2 separate regions of the Homo sapiens genome follow, and region 1 is linked to region 2. Evidence: read pairs that join two places in POLR2A ChIA-PET (ENCODE). Cell type or tissue: IMR-90. All regions are shown on one strand.

Evidence for each region. ChIA-PET counts read pairs that join two places held together with the same protein. Peaks named below come from ENCODE experiments on the same cell type or tissue, not always from the same donor. Only the 100,000 strongest peaks of a DNase experiment are listed, where the experiment ranks them.
Region 1: POLR2A ChIA-PET joins it to region 2 with 5 read pairs; 2 of 35 experiments call an interaction of 5 or more read pairs at or near these places.

What each region holds. Positions count from the first base shown.
Region 1 is chr10:102,207,724-102,210,223 of GRCh38, reverse strand. No RefSeq gene overlaps it. Among named protein-coding and RNA genes, the nearest start is that of ELOVL3, 17 kb to the left of the region's middle. In IMR-90, no CTCF peak of the experiment used is centred here; no DNase peak of the experiment used is centred here.
Region 2 is chr10:101,066,841-101,069,340 of GRCh38, reverse strand. It overlaps KAZALD1 (Kazal type serine peptidase inhibitor domain 1), which reads right to left. Exons shown (of 5, transcript NM_030929.5): 5 at 2,282-2,500. Among named protein-coding and RNA genes, the nearest start is that of KAZALD1, 6.1 kb to the right of the region's middle. RefSeq lists a silencer at 1,312-1,411. In IMR-90, a CTCF peak has its summit at 1,301 (motif pointing right); a DNase peak (open chromatin) is centred at 1,330; H3K4me3 peaks cover 1,121 bases; H3K27ac peaks cover 776 bases.

The DNA of each region.
Region 1 (2,500 bases), 1.1 Mb before region 2:
AGGTCAAGGCTGCAGTGAGCCAAGATCATGCCACTGCACTCCAGCCTGGGTGACACAGTGAGACTCTGTCTCAAAAAAAGAGAAAAAAGAAAGAAAGGAAAAAAAAGGATAGTACACACATACCTCAATAGGTTTGGGAGTAATTAAAGGGAAGAATTAGGCAACTCAATAAGAATTGACACTCTCCAAAATATATAACTTGTATTTGTACAAGGAAAAACATATCAGTGTCTGTAATTGCATAGACTCTCTTCAAGTCCATGGAAGAAGTTGGTAAGAGGGGCATCTGTGGAGAGGGAAACTTGGGGGTTGGGAAAAGTGGCAGGCCTTTTGACTTTCTTAGAATTTTTCTGGGTGCACATATTACTTATGTAAGGAATAAATAAAGTAAAACAGGTATAAAAATAAACTGAACTTTGAATTTTTTAAAAAGAGAGAGGAGAGGTCAGGTGCAGTGGCTCACGCCTGTAATCCCAGCACTTTGGGAGGCCAAGGCAGGCAGATCATCAGGTCAGGAGTTCAAGACCAGCTTGACCAACATGCTGAAAACCCATCTCTACTAAAAATACAAAAAAATTAGCTGAGCGTGGTGGTGCGTGCCTGTAATCCCAGCTACTCAGGAGGCTGAGGCAGGAGAATCGTTTGAACCTAAGAAGCAGAGGTTGCAGTGAGCCGAGACTGCACCACTGTATTCCAGCCTGGGTGACACAGCGAGACTCCATCTCAAAAAAAAGAGAGAGGAGAAATGTGACCATCCTTTTAGACTCAAATTTGGTGAAGTGGGTCATACTTATTTATTTACTTTTGAGACAGAGTTTCACTCTTTTCACCCAGGCTGGAGTGCAATGGTGCGATCTCAGCTCACTGCAACTTACGCCTCCCAGGTTCAAGCGATTCTCCTGTCTCAGCCTCCTGAGTAGCTGGGACTACATGCATGCGCCACCATGCCCGGCTAATTTTCTATTTTTAGTAGAGACGGGGTTTCTCCATGTTGGTCAGGCTGGTCTCGAACTCCCGACCAGGTGATCCGCCTGCCTCGGCCTCCCAAAGTGCTGGGATTACAGGCGTGAGCCACCATGCCCAGCTCGTATTTATTATATGAGCATATTGGTACTTTTTAAATCTAGTAATAATAATAATAGCTAACATTTATTGAGTTTTGCCTTTAAATAAAAAAAAAAAAAGGAGACTGTATTTTACTGGCCACATCCATTCGAGAGCTTGGCATGAAAGCCTGGGCTGAAACAGCTGGCAGGCCTCAGATGATGGGTCCTGGGCCCAAGAGATAAGGATCATGTTATGGGAGTTACACACCAATCAGGGTTTTATGGATTGAATCCAAGGGAAATAAACCAGGCAGGAATCCAGGGTTTCCAGTGTGACCCGGGAAAATCTCAAATGTGTGGGTCACTCCTCTACCACAGACACCCTGCCTCCTGGCAGAGATGTAGGTTTGATATGTGTAGCTGGGAGAGCCAGAGTGGGAGAGAGGCCTTTGGGGAAAACAAGGAAAGTGGGGAAGTAGTATGGAGGAGATAAGTGAGGCAGGGCCTGTAATGGAGAAATATACTCTTTTTGCTCCATACGTGGCTTCAGGGAGGGAACAGGTTCAGGAGGACAGCTGATGGATGTAACAGGGTATTGCTTCAAAAACCCTGAAGTCGGCACACATCCACAGCTGGGTGTTCCCATTTATCTCAGGATCACTGGTTTGGAGGTTGAGCCATTATAAGTCACTGTCTGGATCCTGACACTTCACCCAGTTGATTAGACCTGTTTTCTGGGATCATTTCCAAGAACCTCTATTTCCACTGTTTCTCGGGACACTTGAGTATTCTGAGTCTTCTGTGGAAACTAGCCAAACACTTCCAACCTCTCTCATACTTGAAGAAGAGTCAATTCTGTCCCCAACATAGGAAAACAGACGAATTAGTGCATTAAGTACCTGCTATCAGCCACTTTGCAAATTGAGCCTATACTGGACTTCACTATGATTACTTGCTATGAGTGTGAATCTTGTGTTTTTTCTAAGCTATGTGTCTTGTCTCCCCCAGTTTATGAGAACTTTTCTGAGAGCCAGGGGCCAAGTTTGCCAAACCATCCAAACTACCAAAACCTCAAGGCTCTACCTCCACATAGATTTAGTGCTCTCTCTCCATCCTAGTCTAAGGCAGGAAATAGACAGCACGGTCAAACTGGGTAATTTGATGAAAGCTTAATAAAGGAATTATTAAACTAATAAACTCATGTAGGAAAACACACAAAGGAAAACACACAAATGGACCGTGCTGTCTACCCCCTGCCTTAGACTAGTTGGGGCCATTTTTCCCCTAGGAGGAATGGCGGAGGGAGCCATTACTATTTTATTATTATTATTATTATTTTCTGACACAGATTTTCGCTCTTGTCACCCAGGCTGGAGTACAGTGGCATGATCTTGGCTCACTGCAACTTCTGCCTCCCGGGTTCAAGCGACCCTTCTGCCCCAGCCTCCCAAGTA
Region 2 (2,500 bases):
TTAAGGCTCTGTCACCCAGGCTGGAGTGGTGCAATCATAGCTTACTGGCAGCCTTGAACTCCTGGCTCAGGCAATCCACCTTCCTTAGCTGCCGGAGTAGCTAGGATTGCAGGTGTGCGCCATCACACCCAACAAATTAAAAAAAATTTTTTTTTTGTAGAGATGGGGCTTCACTATATTACTCAGTCTGGTCTCGAACTCCTGGGCTCAAGCAATCCTCCTACCTCAGCCTCCCAAGTGCTTGGGTTACAGGCAATTTTTTTCCCATGATGTAGCCCCAGTGCTGGTACATAACAAGTATTTGTAGAAAGAATATGACACAGCCAGGCATCATGGCTCATGCTTGTAATTCCCAGCTACTCAGGAGACTGAGGCAGGAGGATCACTTGAGCCCAGGAGTTTGGGGCTGCAGTGAGCTATGAAAGTGCTACTGTATTCCAGCCTGGGTGACAGAGCAAGATCCTGTCTCTAAAAAAAGAAAGAAAGAAAGAAAGAATGATACATAATGGAATATATACTTGAAAATAAATGTCTATACATATACATATAACAATACATACAGTTGCAGTCAAGTCCAGGAGTCTCCAGGTGCCACCCCAACCCTTGGTCTATAGTAATACTCATACCTCCCCCCTTCCTTCTCACCCTCCCTTGCTGGACTACCAGGGTTTCTGCCCCTTCACTGCCTTTTTCCCCTTTCTTCAGGGCCTCTTTTTTTCCCCAGGGTTGAGGACTTTTGCACACACATACATACATACAAAACCTACATGTAGGCCAGGCATGGTGGCTCACGCCTGTAATCCCAGCACTTTGGGAGGCCGAGGCAGGCAGATCACTGGAGATCAGGAGTTCAAGACCAGCCTGGCCAACATGGTGAAACCTCGTCTCTACTAAAAATACAAAAAATTAGCTGGGCATGGTGGTGTACGCCTGTAATCCCAGCTACTTGGGAGGCTGAGGCAGGAGAATCGCTTGAACCCGGCTGCAGTGAGCTGAGATAGCACAACTGCAATCCAGCCTGGGCGACAGAGTGAGATTCCATCTCAAAAAAAACTTCATGTATAATATATCCACATACATACATATGAAATTAGATGTATACATGTATACATACAATGCACACATAACTACTATATTTTACATATAGATATCATACTAATATATGCTACACATACATGTGCACATTCATATACATTAAATGAATACAAATTGAAGCATCTTTTTTTTATTCAGATTTTTCCAGTCAAGTAAATTGTCTCAAGGCCCCTGGCCCAGGTCTGAGTGTCACTACCAGAAGGATCCACCAGATGGCACTCCTTCGCTACTTCCTGTACTCCCAACTTGCCAGAGATGTCGCCTCTTTCCGCTAAGGCACAAAACTTGCAGAGCCAGGTGTTCCCCAGGCGCTTCCCCGCACGCCACCGCCCGCGCCATCCCCCCAGCCCCCACCAGCGTGGTGAGGGTGTCCTCGGTCCCCAAGGTCTGCAGTCTTGGCCCTCTCTGAGTCGGGTTCATCTCTCGGGCTTCCAGGCTTCTTTTTGAGGGGCGCTCTCCAGCTTCGGGCTCCAGTTCTGCCCAGTCCGCACATCGACCCCCCCGGTCACCAGGGCGCCAGGGGCTGGGCTTCGCCAGGACACCCTCAGTTATACCAGCACGGCTGCGCAACACTTCTTTGGAGCCTTCGCGGTGACGAGCAGCCGGGCGAAGCGGCCCTCCTCCTCACGACAGCCCGAGGAGGGGGTCAGGGTCATTTTCAGACAGCCCCCTCTGGCTTCCTCTTCACACCCTGCTCTAGATGGAGGAGAGAGGTACGCCCAGCCCGGCTCAGCTAAAAGCAGGGAGAAGAGCCCGGCCGAGACCTGGAAGCCTCGGCTTGGGAGGAGCTGGTCCGACGGACCCTTCCTGCCCCGGTTTGTCCGGACTCCGGATCTCCGGGTAGGAGCCAGAAGAAAGCGCATTCCAGGGATTTCAAGCGAACTATACTTAAAATCTTGGAGGTGGGAAATGTAGGGTGCGACTGAGCCTCTCCCGCCTTCAGGCCTGGCAACTCTGGGTCGGCGCTCCTGGAACCTCACATCTCGGGTGTGAGCAACCTAGGACACAAAACGCGGGGATGGCTTGGAAGCCCGTGGGCAGGCGAAACCGGGAGTTCTGGCAGCGGCTCAGCCTCCCCCTCCTCCTCCCTCCCCCTCCCTCCCCCTCCCCTGCCTTCCCCCGGGAGCAGCGGGAAATTATTTATTAAAACGCCGCCCGCGCTCTCATTTATTTGCGGTGAATAATCCTCGGCATCTCAGCACGTTTATTAAACCTTTCCCGTCCCTGCGCCCGCATTACTTTAATAATAAATCGCGTGTCACTTTCCAGCGACATTATTAAAGCGGGTCCGCTGCAGCAGAGGCGGGGTGCGGGGAGGGAGGGGGCGGTGGACAACAGTTCTCCCATTCCAGGCTGTGGTGCTTGAACCAGCAGGGCGGGGAGGGGAAAACTGAGGCTGCTAGGA